2 separate regions of the Homo sapiens genome follow, and region 1 is linked to region 2. The links are chromatin contacts, found by Hi-C or POLR2A ChIA-PET in ENCODE. All regions are on one chromosome and are shown on one strand. The core of a region is the stretch at or near the end of the contact, and the rest is flanking DNA. Distances in the headings are between cores, read along the strand shown.

Region 1 (6,887 bases), core at 2,867-5,366, 6.5 Mb after region 2:
ATTACCAGAGACCTACAGTTGTGAGTCTAGAGTGAGACCAATCAGAATGTTTGTGCAATTTTCATCTGCCAAGTTCAAAGCAGATATGAAGTAAGTGAAAAGTTGGATTGGTCAGGATTGGAGTTTTGCCTGCCAAGAATGAGAGAGAGGCAAGGATGCCATGGGTGTTTGCAAGAGACTGTTAGGATAATGGACAATGGGAGTTAAGTAGTGAAAGGAGGGAAGTGAGAACATGAAGGGGATAATGGATAATCATAATATAATGGCAAACCCTACATGGTGGTTACTGGGTGGCAGGCACTGGTTTTAGCTCATTACATATAATAACATGTAATCTTATGACTACATTGGACAGTGAAAAGTGTGATGGTCAGTGAATCAGAAGTCTCCTAGGAAGCCAAATAATCAATGGGGTGGGAATATTTGAATAAATGAACCTGGAGGCAAGAGAGACAGACAGACTTGAGTGTATGTAACCGCTGTCATCTGTTATAACTGTGTGACTGCAAGAAAGGCAATTTGCCTCTCTGACTTTCTATGGCATAAGCCAATAATAACCTATGCCTTTCTTTTTTTAGCCAGTTGTGTTTTTGTTACCTGCAACCAAGGGTTCTGACAATTATAATACAATTGTAATTACACAATTACGAGGATAGAGTGCTGGAGTATGTGGCTCACAGTGAATTTCTACATTCACTAGCTGTCTTCCTTTTCCCCTTCCAACGATGACCTCCAAGAGCAGTAGATGTCTCTTGTATCATTCCAGGAGCTTGAACTTGTGCTGGTCACAGCAGAGACGTGCTCTGAGGACACAGCAGTTCTCCATCACATGAAGGTTAAAACTCAAGCTCCTAAACAAGGAGCTTGTCCACACCTGTCCATATTTCCAGCCCAATATCTTGACCTTCCTCCCTCCTCAAACTTTGCCCTCCAGCTACTAGAGGTTCCCAGAAGAGATGAGGCAATTCTCTCAACTTCTCACCTCTTGCACATGCTGTTTCCTCTGTCTGGATTTACTAGTTCCAAACTCCAGATGAGCTCTTTCTGCTCCAGAAAACTTTCCCTGATTTAACAGCCAGACACAGGTCAGGGTTTCCAGTTCTCACTGCACTTCACAGCACTTTCATTGTAGCAGCTGTCACATTGATAGTAATTGATAGTTTGAGTACCCATCCCACCTGAGGATGATGTGGCAGGTGCCCAGGGTGCATCTCTTCCAACCAAGAACAAGGGGCATCAGGCCATGGTCCAAACTCAGCCCCTGTAATGTCCTCACCTTCACCTCTCTCTTCATAAGCCTTTCACTTCCCTAACAAGCATGCAAGGACTGCCCCCACTTTACTCACCCCTCTCCCGAATACTCTTTGAGCTCATGTAACCAGACTGCACCTGCTCACCCTTCAAGACTCTGTCTAGCCTCTACCTCCTCTATGCAGCTTTTCCTGCCCAACCCTCTCCACTGCAGGTCCTGTTAGGCATTTCTCCTGTGTTACCTCAGCTTCCTGAGTCCCCTATTATAACTCTTGCCATCATCACTTCCCTGTCATGACCCGTTCTTTTATCTGTCTCTAGTGATCTGTGAGATTCTTGAGAATTGAGAGGTTTGCATTCAAATCTGTGTTCCCCCTGCCTATCACTAGTAGTTATTAAATATTTCTTGAATGATTGACAAGACAGAGATTCTGGCTCTTTGGAATTGAGGGTCAGACTCAGGGTTATGGTAATGCTATTCAGGTTCTAATTCCCATAAAGCCTGGGGTGGGAGCAGCCAGTGCTACCTCCTTTGTAACTTTAAGGGGATGGGGGAAGTTATCTGGGTCATAACTGTAATTGCCACCAGAACCACCTGATGTAGGTGTTATGCCCTATTTAAATAGATGTGGAACCTGAGACTCAGAGAAGTGAAATGCCTGCAGTAGGTCCTACAGCTGGAAAATACCTCAATCCTATTTCAAGGTGCTTACAGAATTTCTGCAAAATGGGAGGTGGTAAAGAGTTGCCTTGCGTGCTTTGAGACAAGTTCTTTGCACCTGTTCTCTTATGTCTCTAGTGATCTGTGAGATCCTTGGCTACCAAACACCTACCTTAGAAATACATTTCCACAAGGCCTGTCCCTTTCTTTTCCCAGCTTTGGCATTATTTCTCTCACTTTCAGAGCCCTGCAACTCAATCACACCACCTAGACCATTACTACTCTTCGGCTAACTTAATTCTGGGATTGTTCAGTGGAGGTTATCACATAACGACTATTGATGAAAAGAATTAAACTTTGTAAAATATTTTAAGAGATTTATTCTGAGCCAAATATGAGTGACCGTGGCCCGTGACATAGCCCTTAGGAGGTCCTGAGAACATGTGCCCAAGGTGGTCGGGGTACAGCTGAGTTTTATATATCTTAAGAAGGCATGAGACATCAATCAAATACATTTAAGAAATACATTGGTTTGGTTCAGAAAAGTGGGACCACTTAAAGCGGGGGCTTCAAGGCTATAGGTAAATTTAAACGTTTTTTGGTTGACAATTGGTTGAGTTTATCTGAAGACCTGGGATCAACGGAAAGGAATGTTCAGGTTAAGGTAAAGGATTGTGGAGACCAGGTTTTATTGTGCAGAGGAATCTTTTAGATAGCAGCCTTTAGAGACAGCAGGTTGTAAAATGTTCCTTACCAGACCTAAAACGGTGCCTGGCTCTTAGTTGGTTATCTCCTGGGTGTAGGAAGGAAGGAAGGAAAACAAAGGGGAAAGGGGATATAGAATGTGGATTTTTCCCACAAGAGACTTTGCAGGGCAATTTTAAGGCATGGCAAGGAAATATAATTTGGGGTAAAACATTTTGATTTTCTTCCTTGTTACGCCAGAGTCAGACTGGAAAGTAAGTCATGACCTACATGGTCAAAACCCATCTGATGAGAATTTATGGTTTTTGTAGGCCATGACTCCCCAGACCCCTTAGATAGGAATTTGGGCAAGATAAAAAAGCAGAGCTTAGTCTTCACGATCAACCCCACATGCCAGGCCTTCTGGTAGGCACCTAACATTCAGTCAGTAACTACAGTAACTCTGTCCGTTGTGTCTGGAGCAAGCTAAAAAGGCTGGATTGCTGGGGAAATGGAAAGAAGCCAGCACTAGGGGCCTGGGTTCAAGTCTGGAGGGAAGGAGGGGTTGTTTAGCCCTAACTTTGCACTAAAGTAACCTTGGCTGTGTAATTTAGCCATCTAAGAAAACGAGGGGATAGACACCCCATATGTTCTCTGAGCTCCCTTGAAGATGTCTGTATGAAAGATTCTCTCCTTTTCATGTCCCTTCCGTGCCACTATTCCGAGCATCAGTCTGACCCTAGGAGTGGTGACGTCCTACTCAGCTGGGGGCTGCCCCTCAGTTCCCATAGAGGCAAGTCTGGGTCCTGACTTGGCCAATGGCCCTGGAGGCCGCTGAGCTCCTCAGGCCCATAGCGCAGAAAGTGGGCGATAGGTCATTCCAGGACAAGGGGGCGGAGGCTCCAAGAAACTACGACTCCCAGGAGGCCACTGGGTTCCCTCCGGCAGCCTGGGCCTGGTGCATGTTGGGAGCAGTAAGCGGCCTCCCGCCGCGCTTCATTGTTAAGACCGCTAGGCCAGGTAGCCCGCGCGCATGCCAAGTCACGTCCCAACGAGTTGGGCGGCTTTCCTTCCTGCAGGCCTCTTCTCTTTCCGGTCTTGCTGAGGCGCTCCTTTCCCCGCCCCACCTCCGCCCTCTTTTCAGGGAATTTCGAAGGGGCGTGGCGTCTGGCAAGCGCGTCCCCAGGGGTGTGTATACGCGCGTTCACGGGAGGTTAAAGAGGGAGGAGCCTAACCCTTGGGTGTGTAAGGCAGAGAGAAGACCGCGAGGAACGGAAAGCGCATGCGTCCTAGTGGTGCTGCAGCGCCCGGGGAGTCGCGGAGGGGAGGGGTGAAAATGGGCTTGCGGGACTGACGCACGCGCATTGGGATACCAGATCCCCGCCTCCTGCTCCAGGTTTCCCCTCCTCCTTCACCACCCTCCCGGAAGTGGAGCCGCCCTCGCGCCCACCAGCGGCTACCCCCTGCGGCAGGCCCCGCCCACACAGGCTCCGCCCCCCGGCGCTCCGCCCCCTCCTCTTGTAGTGGCGCCGGCTTGCATCCCAGGTCGTGGCGGTTTTGGTGCCTGAAGCAGGGAGCGCGGAGTCGTTCCCGAGAGAGGCGGCCAGGCTATGCTCGCCGGTTTCCGGCGTTCCGCTCCGGCCAGCCAGAGTCTCTGTCTCAACCTGTGTCCGTGCTCCAGCAGTCTCCTCAGCCCGGCCCCGCGGCGCGGTTGGCGGCGGCGCCCCAGGCGCGCCCCCTCCTCCGATGGCGGCGGAGATCCAGCCCAAGCCTCTGACCCGCAAGCCGATCCTGCTGCAGCGGATGGAGGGGTCCCAGGAGGTGGTGAATATGGCCGTGATCGTGCCCAAAGAGGAGGGCGTCATCAGCGTCTCCGAGGACAGGTATGGACTACTGCCATTCGGCCGCGAGGAGGGGCGGGACGGGCCGACGGCCCTCGAGCCCGCGTCAGGGGCTGTGCCTTCACGTCGGCGCGAGTGTAGACTTGCTCCCCCAAGTTTTATTGTAATGCGCATCCTGGTGGTGCCGGTGTTCAGCTGCGCGCCGCCTCCGCTGTGTGGCTCCGGGAAGCGGAGCCGGGACGGCGGCGAGCGCTCCGGCTTCACCCCGGGCTGGGTAGTGCCTGCGGGAGCCGGGTGGCCCTCGGGCTAACGGTGCGCTGGAGGGACTTTGGTCCATCCCTGAGGACAGGAGGGAAAGAGGGGAGGAGCCGCCCGGCTTTGCAGGTGTGTGCTTGGGGAACGATGCCCTGAGCCGCCTCTGCAAGATAACCAAGGGGTTTGGGGTACTCTCGTACAGCTCCCAGGGTTTCAAACGGAGAAAGCAAATGCCACTCCTTCTTCCCAGACATTCCTACTGAATCCAGATAACCCAGACATCTTAGGCTGAATTCAGTGAATATTCTAAGTTGTACCAAGAGTAAGTTTAGGCTTCTGCGTGGTGCCTTCTTTCCTTTCCCCTCCTTATCTCTTGGAGCTCGAGGAGAAGCGCGTAGAACTTGTAACGGATCACTGCTGCAAATAGCTCTTGAGTTCCTTCCCTTTGCCTGTTTCCTTTATTTTTGCTTAATTTTGCTTAATATGCAGAAGTGGAACTAGTTGTTCTGCCTTCAAATACTCTCTCTGTTTTGCGTTTTCGCTTTAACTGAATTTCCTTGAATATGCAGGAATAAAGCTGATGAAGCTAATTTCTAGAGTAATGTTGCTTGAAGATAGTATTATGATAATTTATCTGAAATTGTTTCTTTGGTAAAATCTATATAAGCATTCTTACAAAAGAACACTGTAGAGGTACATAACACGGGGATTTTACAGTAAGTAGGTTTTCTTAATATAAGTTCAAATCATGCAGAGGTAAAGTATCCTTTCTTGGTGACTCAAAATTGAGAGGCTGAGCAACAAAGTGCTCATTGCTGTCTTTATAGTCATTTCCGCACTTAGCATAGTGTGTGGCCTCAACAATTGAGCTCGATAGGTTTGTTCATGTCTTAGGTTCTTCAGTATAACTAGGATGAGTATATTAATGACATGTTCTTGTCTACATCATGCTCAATACAAATGGCGCCTGATTAATTTCCTGTGCAGATCCAATGGAAAACATTGTAAACATACACCAGTGGCAAGCATTCTGCAATGAACAGAAGAAATTCATGGCTGAAATGGAGTACATGGATGTAGGACCCTTTTGAAATTCACAGAGAAGCCTTATGAGAAAGTTTGATTTTTTCCATAAAGGCAAAATTTTATTAAAAAGACTGCTTCTGGACCTAGAAATTCTTTGGCACAGTATTGTTTTTATGGGATATATTCCATAAAATATATTGAAGGAATATATTGGTAGATGTCACTTTCCCAGTCTGTAACTACTGGAGATGGAACTGATCAATTTCTAACTGCTGTGGAAAATTCATAAGCAAATTCATGGAATCAAGAAAAGGAGAAGGGTAGTTAAACCTAAGCTGCTTTAATATTTTATTTATTTTTTTAAGACTAGTTAAGTACGGTAGTGAGAAGGGGAAGAGAGTAGAACAAGGAGTTCAATCTGTAACTGACTGTGAACAATTGAGATAATAAAACTACCTTCAGACCATCCTAAGCTCCTTTAATATTAAGGTGTTATTATAGTATTGAAACTTCTGATTCCCATTTCACCACATTTACCTTGAAGGAAACAGCTTTACTGGGGTATATTTTCAAGTGTTTGGAGACGCTGAAGTAGTGTATATTAATGAAACTGAAGAATAAATTTCATTTGATTATAGGATGAAAGAAATGCAATGTTCAGCTATGTCTTAGCCTAATTTTCACTTTCCTAGTGTACAATGTAAATAATAGAAATTATTTTGTCATGGAGTTACTGTTAAATAAGGTTCACCCATAAGTCTGGAATTATTATTAATATACTTTTTTTCAAGTTGACAAGTCTGTGCTTCTTTGGGTCATATACTCAAACATGAACATAACTTTGTTATTTAGAGCTCAGTTTTGGTTATGGTTTTCATTAAAATAATTGATCTATATTCTTGCTTTCCAAAATTCAATGTTAATGTCACTTGGTACAATGCTAAATATATGAAAATGTAATATTGATTTTCATCACAACCTACAAAGCCATTACCATTCACTGCTTTAGCTAGAAACTAGTAATCTTCATTCCTGAACTCTGAGGTTAAAGCCGCAAGTAATGTTCCATACCTGAATGGCAGTGTTCCATAAATTCTTAATGAAACCCTGGTTTATCTTTTTGACCTTTGACTTCTTCATTGCCTTTATGTGTGCCTTTGAAAACACTT
Region 2 (7,819 bases), core at 588-3,087:
TTTAAAGTCCATTCCTGGGGTGCTCTAGACTTTGCTTCTCTTCTCCCATGGTCTCATATTTCAATTTATTCCTTCTCCTTGATTAAAGTTTAGAGCAGTTCCCTTAATCTGCTTACTCTTTATATGTTTTAAAAAGGCCCTTTTCCAAGTTGTTGCACAAGAAGAAACCTTCATTTTCTGCTTAAAAAAATTTTTTTTTGTTTTTCTTTTTTTTTTAGAGATAGGGTTCTTCCTATGTTGACCAGGCTGGTCTCGAACTCCTAGCCTCAAGTGATCTTCCCATCTCGGTCTCCCAAAGTGTTGGGATTACAGGTGTGAGCCACTGCGCCTGGCCAAAAAAATTTTGTTTTTAGTATTTATTTTTTAGAGACAGGACCTTGCTCTGTCACCCAGGCTGGAGTGCATGGCACGATCATGACTTACTGTAGCCTTGAACTCCTGGGCAGACACAATCCTCCCACCTCAGTCTCCCAAAGTTAGGGTTACAGGGTTGAGCCACTGAGCCTAGCCTGAAACTTTCATCTTCAACACACTCCTGGTCTCTCCCATCTTTCCTATTAGTTTTCCTAGCTAAAAGCAGAGTTCTGACAGCTTTTCCTGGCCCTATGCTGAACACACATAAAATTTCCTCAATTTTGTGCAAGGCTCTGATGTGTGATTCAATAAATTACTTGCCATTCTTAACAATACCTTACTGTTTGTTTCTCTTCAGCGAATGTTCTTTCACCCAAAGCCTACTGAAACCTGACAATGTGTTAAACACTGTGCTAGACATTGTGGATATAAAATGAATAAAGCACTATTTTTTATTTGTCAATTATACCTCAATAAAGCTCTTTCCGCCTAGGAGGAGTTCATTGTCTGGAAAGCAAAGGCAGATATGTAAACATATATATTATAGTTCAGAGTGCTAAGTATCACACTGTGATGTGAAGAAAAACTAATTTCTTCTGGGGAAGTTGATAAAAGATCTCATAGGAAGTGACATTTTCATTGGTCTTGAACCATAAGTAGGAGTTTGCCAACCAGAGCACAGGGGTGAGAGTGAGGGCAGGGGTAAAATAGGGCTTCCAAGGGAAGGGAATCCAGTGTGCAGAGGCTCTGAAATGACCGACGAAGATTCTGACGTGTTTAGGGAAGTCTGCTGGGTTTGATGTGGTTTGGTGCATGGCGGAGTGATGGTGGGAGGTGCAAAGAGATGAAATTGAGAGGGCCCAGTTGAAGCAGGAGGATTGAACTTTATTCTAGAGGCAATAAGAGAAAGAGAAAACTGTTTAAGCAGGGGAGGAAACGATCAGGTTTGTCTCTTACTTGTTCGTTTCGTTACAGACTTCCGGGTTTTGGAAACTGAGGTGCTCCGCTTGCTTCATCAGAACAGCTCGGGTAGCCTCTGAGCTGAAACACGGCTTTTTTTTTTCCAGGTCTAGAAACGGCATGTTTTCAATATACCCAAGGCTACTAAGTTTGATCCCAGTGCCCATTTGTGCTAATGACGTTGGCCAGGGACGCCAATTTACTACCCTGACCCTGTCCTTCAAATATTGTCTCTCTCTCCTTGGCTAGGGTTGGACATGTTCTGACACCTTTCGTCTCTTTGAACCCCATTTTTCCGTTCTGATAATCTTTTTCTTCAGTTATGCTGACCATGTCTTTAAATACATTGCTAACGTTTTAGCTCATCCCACCCTACGTTTTAATCCCTCAGATGCAGACATCGCGGACAGCCACGCCCACTCAAGAAATTTCCGAAACAGAAAGTTTGTCTGCAACAGCGCGCCGTACTGACGTAGCAGTGCGCAGGCGCAGTCCCGGCTCCTGGCGGCGTGTTCCTCTTTTCCTCGGTTCCCAGTGTTCTGGCAGGTAAGGAACGCCGGCTCTTCGCCTCTCAGCGCGGCTTGTCCTTTGTTCCGGACGCCCGCTCCTCAGCCCTGCGGCTCCTGGGGTCGCTGCTGCATCCCGCACGCCTCCACCGGCTGCAGACCCATGGCCGAGCGCGGGGAACTCGACTTGACCGGCGCCAAACAGAACACAGGAGTGTGGCTAGTCAAGGTAATGTTCGCGAGTCTCCCACTTGCGCTCCTCCTAACACAAGTATAGTTTAAGTAACTTGAGCCTATCCCGCTCCGTGCGCCTCTTAAAGTTCTTTTACGGCTATCTCGTTAGAGCTTCACACATTTTGAGAGGCAGGAGTCATTGTTGTATCTGTTTGCAGACGAGGAATTAGTTTAGGGACGCAAAGTGTCTTTCAGCCAGTTACTACTCTGAATCTGCCTGGACTAGATCTCTTTCTCACGGCTTTCCTGGAATCTTGTCTTGGTGTCCCCAGATTTGGACGGTGCATTTTATCCCAGACTGAAGAATTCCTTGTATCTTCCCTTGGTGAAACTGGTTTTAGCCATGAGCCTGCGTGAGGTAGTTGAATGTCTACTTTCTGTACAGTTTTCTCGGCCAGAAAGTAGGACTGGTCCCTGCCTACTCTTAAAAGTGTTCTCTTAGGTTGATGGTCCTTAATGAAGCTCTCAAAAGAGGCGAGAGAGCCCCAAACTCACAGAAGGAGAGGTCATTGGACTGGAGTATTCTTTTAGAGCACATTTGGGTCTCGTGAAACTGGCCGTCAATAAACGTTTTATGTGAAGACAGCAATTTTGGTTAGCTCACAGTAAGCACTATTTGTGCTTTATTGTTTCATATTGGGGAGTGTTTTCTCCTAGGGGAGTTTCATAATACTTAAGCATATTCAAAATGTGATCCTGAAAGTCGTTGAAACTTAAAATGTAAGGACTTTTGGTTTCTTAATGCTTTAACTGTTTTATCACATGGCTGAGTTCTCGTCAATTAAATCTAAGAGGTCTTTCTTGTCGGCCTTCCTAAAACAGCCCCCTTGTGATCATTTGCTAACACGACAGATGTGTATTACATTCTTCAAAGCACTTTTCACAGTGTAGAGTGATTTTGTGTTCATATGTTCAAAGTTGGTTACCTCTGTCTTTCCAACACACAGAATCACATTCCATGAGAACAGGATCTTTGCCTGTCATACCCAGAATAGTGTTTGGCGCATGGTAATTACTCAACAAATAGATGATGAATAAATGCATGACCTCTCATTCTTCAGCCCTCGCCTTAGTCTGTGGCACTCATTTGACTTATTTCCAAACTCAGTGTGACTTAAAAGGATGGATTAAATAGGCATTTCTCTCTCCAGCAGCATGTTACTTGGGGGGAGAGTCACTAAGGAGGAGATTGCCCTTACGGACTGAAGGAAAAAGCTTGAAAAAATGGTGTGACTTGAGATGGTGCCATTGTCCTAGGAGCATGGTAAATGCTCAATGTTTGTCTTACAGGATTTGGATGGGTGGACACAGTGTATACCATGGGGAATGGAACAGAAATGCAAGACTCAAAATATATAATCAGCATGGCGTGTTGTGGAAAACAGAGAGAACCTAGAGCAGAAGATCTGTGTAGATGAAGATGGGGACCATATACTCAGATTGTCATATCATGAAACGGAGATATTCTAACTTTAGTTTACAAGGAAGTAACGAACTTTTTGGAGGATTTGAGTGAGGTAGAGATGCCAGATATTTATTCAGGAAAAAAAAAAATGTTTGGCAGTGTGCAGTACGAATTAGAGGGGAGGGTAACCAGAGTCACAATTAGAAAATTATCACAGGATCGGGCTGGGCATGGTGGCTCACGCCTGTAATCTCAGCACTTTGGGAGGCCGAGGTGGGTGGATCATGAGGTCAAGAGTTCGAGACCAGCCTGGCCAATATGGTGAAACCCCATCTCTACTAAAAATACAAAAATCAGCCAGTCATGGTGGTGTGCGCCTGTAGTCCCAGCTACTTGGGAGGCTGAGGCAGAAGAATCACTTGAAACCGGGAGACGGAGGTTGCAGTGAGCCGAGATTGCTCCGTTGCACTCCAGCCTGGGCAACAGAGCAAAAATTCCTTCTCAAAAAAATAAATAAATTAAAAAAAAGTGTAATTTGTTGCTTAGAAAGTGTATCTTCATTCTCATCTAATCAGAATTTGAATTGAAGTACATATTGATTTCAAGTTTTTTCTCCTTACATTAATTTTCCTATTAAAAATAATACCTTGAGTTCTGATCTTTGTTGCTAAATAATGTTTCTTCCTAGGATATCTCACGGTTTATAGATCATCTTGTACATATTTAATTCCATCACTAGACAGGTATAGAACTGTGTAAATACAGTAAGAACTATACATACAAGATCTCTGAGAGTTTTGAGCGGGAAAAAAATTAGTGCTTCACCAGAACTGGGAAGACATCATAAAGAAGGTGACGTTTAAGAAAAGCCTATTTGGAGGTTGCAGTGAGTCAAGATTGTGCCACTGCATGCACTCCTGCCTGGGCGACAGAGTGACATCCTGTCTCAAAAAAAAAAAATGGATGTGAGTGTGATCTGTCTGGGACATCTGTCACCCCATTGATTACTAGGGTTGATTTGGCTAATCTGGCTGGCTAGGCGGGTGTCTCCTTCCTCCCACACTGCTCCATGTATGTCCCTCCCGAAGCTGCACGCTTGACCAAAGAGGATGACCATCCGGATAGAGGAGGACTGGTCTTCAGTCAAGGGTATATGTATGGTTGTACTCCCCTGCTAGAACCTCCAAAGAAGCTTTCAAGAAGAGCTTATGGCAGGCCGGGTGCAGTGGCTGATGTCTGTAATCCCAGCACTTTGGGAGGACGAGGTGGGCGAATTGCTTGAGCCCAGGAATTTGAGACCAGCCTGGGCAATATAGCAAAACCCTTTATCTACAAAAACTATAAAAAGTTAGCTGGGCGTGGTGGTGTACGCTTGTAGTCCCAGCTACTTGAGAGGCTGAGGTGGGAGGATCACTTGAGCCTAGGAGGTTGAGGCTGCAGTGAGCTGAGATCACACCCCTTGTACTCCAGGCTGGGCTACAGAGTGAAACCCTATCTAAAAAGAAAAAAAAAAAAACAACCAAAACCTACGGGCAGGACTGGGGATAAATAGTGTGTTTAGGGAAAAACAAATATAGTAGTAGATTGTTTACCAAAATAACAAAATATCCAGGACCTGTACTGTTCTGGCCTAATGAAGTGCTATTTCTGGAATTTTGAATTTTTTTTTTTTTTTTTTTGGCTGAGCACAGGGGACTTTATTGATGGCACATGACAAGGCAGGGCTCCCTAGGCCCCTCCCTCTTCAGGGGGTCTGCATGGAAGCTGTGAGGAGGGGAGAGTCTTAGTGTGGTTGGGGACTGAGTATGGCAGGGACTCCCCAGCATTGAGGGTCTCTCTCTTCCTCTTGTTCTGTCACTGGGGCTGGTGGTCCAGGGGTCTTACTCCTTAGAGGCCATGTGGGCCATGAGGTCCCCCACCCTGTTGCTGTAGCCAAATTCATTGTCTTACCAGGAAATGAACTTGACAAAGTGGTCGTTGAGGGCAATGCCAGCCCCAGCATCTAAGGTGGCGCGATCTCGGCTCACTGCAAGCTCCACCTCGTGGGTTCAAGCGATTCTCCTGCCTCAGCCTCCCGAGTAGCTGGGACTATAGGTGCCTGCTACCACGCCCGGCTAATTTTTTGTATTTTTAGTAGAGACGGGGTTTCACCGTGTTAGCCAGGATGGTCTCGATCTCCTGACCTTGTGATCCACCCGCCTCTGCCTCCCAAAGTGCTGGGATTACAGGCGTGAGCCACTGCACCTGGCCTCCCCACTGGCCTTTTTAAAAAATTATTTTTGCGGCCAGGCATGGTGGCTCATGCCTGTAATCGCAGCACTTTGGGAGGCCGAGGCGGGTGGATCACCTGAGGTTGGGAGTTGGAGACCAGCCTGACCACCATGCCCAGCTAATTTTTGTATTTTTAGTAGAGATGGGGTTTATTTTGTTTGTTTGTTTGTTTTTGTTTTTGAGATGGAGTCTCACCCGGTCACCCAGGCTGGTGTGCAATGGCACAATCTCAGCGCACTGTAACCTTTGCCTCCTGGGTTCAAGCTATTCTCCTGCCTCAGCCTCCCGAATAGCTGGGATTACAGGTGTGTGCCACCACACCCACCTAATTTTTTGTATCTTTAGTAGAGATGGGGTTTCACCATGTTGGCCAGGATGGTCTTGAACAGCTGACCTCGTGATCTGCCTGCCTTGGCCTCCCAAAGTGCTGGGATTACAGGCATGAGCCACTGTGCCCAGCCAAGACAGGGTTTCACCATGTTGGCCAAGGTGGTCTTGAACTCCTGATTTCAAGTGATCCACCCACCTTGGCCTCCCAAAGTGCTGGGATTATAGATGTGAGCCACCCTTCCCGGCTAGCTTTCATTTTTTCACAGACAGGCAAGCGCTTGGACATTGGTGGCCAAAGAGAAAGTTATATACAAGGGAGAGATGAAACTGGAATGGGTGATACCCTAAAGCCTTGCAGATAGTAGGAGAAAAAGGAACTTAACATTTCTTGTGTAGCGAGTATTTTGCAAAGCAAACCGGTAAAGTAGGTATTAATTACCTGTATTTTTCAGATGATAAAATTTAAGGTTAGGGAGGTTAATTATCTTGCCTAAGCATGGAAATAGTGATTCAAATTTGTTAGGCTAAAAGCTTTGCCATAGAAATTTTTTTTCCCCTTTGCGTCTCTCTGTTTTTTTTTGTTTTTGTTTTTGTTTTTGTTTTTTTGAGACGGAGTGTCGCTCTTTTGCCAGGCTGGAGTGCAGTGGCGCAATCTTGGCTCACTGCAACCTCCACCTTCCAGGTTCAAGCGATTCTCCTGCCTCAGCCTCCCGAGTAGCTGGGGCTACAGGCGCGGGCCACCACACCCAGCTAATTTTTGTATTTTTAGTAGAGACGGGGTTTCACTGTGTTGGCCAGGATGGTCTCAATCTCTTGACCTCGTTCGTGATCTGCCCGTCTCGGCCTTCCAAAGTACTGGGATTACCGGTGTGAGCCACTGTGCCCAGCCCCCTTTGTGTCTCTTTAATGGGTTATCTCCCTAGAGATTCAGAGGTGAGGTGGGGACTTCATTTTTATGTCTTTGGTCTTGTCAGTTCTGTATCTTGAAGTTCAAGGAAACATGGGAATAAATGCTGCATGTCATAGATTGGGTTCCCTGAGCAGCTGATTTTGAGATGGAGACAGGGATTTATTAGTGAGTACTCTTGGGATCAGCATGTATGGAAGGAAAAGGATTTAAGCAAGATTGGGTAGAGCATGTAAGGCAGTCTCAGTGAAAAGCCAGGATGATTCCACAGGAGCCCTCCAGAGCTGTCCTCCTGTCCCAGCCAGTCAGTGGATATGGTTTGCCCCAGTAAGTGGGCGTGACCTTGAGCAAGGGGTCTTTCTTTAGTGGAGGCAATTTCAAAGAGGCCTAATAGCTGAGGGCTGTCTGCTGGCCACACTCTCAGCAGCTGTGGGAATAATGCCCTCAGTGCTGAAGGGGGAATCTGGGTGTCACATCATGATGTCCACTTCAGTGCTTTTAATTTTCTGGGAGAAACAGGGCTTTAGAGGCTAGCAGTTGGGGAACTAGATATTTGATGAAGCAAAGTTGGCAAAGAAGCACCTTGGCTTCAAAGGGAAGAACGACTTTTTTTTTTTTTTTTTTTTTTTTGAGATGGAGTTTCGTTCTGTTGCCCAGTCTGGAGTGCAATGGTGTGATCTTGGCTCACTGCAAGCTCCGCCTCCCGGCTTCAAGCGATTCTCCTGCCTCAGCCTCCTGAGTAGCTGGGATTACAGGCGTGCACCACGACTCCTGGCTAATTTTTGTATTTTTAGTAGAGACGGGGTTTCACCATGTTAGCCAGGATGGTCTCAAACTCCTGACCTCGTGATC

What was found. A loop is a pair of places that touch in the nucleus more often than their neighbours do. ChIA-PET counts read pairs that join two places held with the same protein, here RNA polymerase II (POLR2A). Pooled maps may share reads with other maps.
Region 1: a map of CD8-positive, alpha-beta T cell shows a loop between it and region 2 (13-fold over the local background). The contact joins the promoter of WDFY2 here to the promoter of GTF2F2 in region 2. A Hi-C loop is called at or near these places in 1 of 168 maps with a recorded cell type or tissue (CD8-positive, alpha-beta T cell) and 4 of 50 pooled maps. POLR2A ChIA-PET finds 5 or more read pairs at or near these places in 1 of 52 experiments (T-cell).

The regions. Positions count from the first base shown.
Region 1 is chr13:51,580,346-51,587,232 of GRCh38, forward strand. It overlaps WDFY2 (WD repeat and FYVE domain containing 2), which reads left to right and starts at 4,117. Exons shown (of 12, transcript NM_052950.4): 1 at 4,117-4,479. The coding sequence starts at 4,343. It also overlaps the pseudogene RNY1P6. RefSeq lists enhancers at 3,369-3,889, 3,548-3,827 and a silencer at 3,968-4,337.
Region 2 is chr13:45,118,673-45,126,491 of GRCh38, forward strand. It overlaps GTF2F2 (general transcription factor IIF subunit 2), which reads left to right and starts at 1,838. Exons shown (of 8, transcript NM_004128.3): 1 at 1,838-2,049. The coding sequence starts at 1,984. It also overlaps the pseudogene RN7SKP4. RefSeq lists enhancers at 1,468-2,111, 1,872-2,001, 2,112-2,753 and a silencer at 5,066-5,259.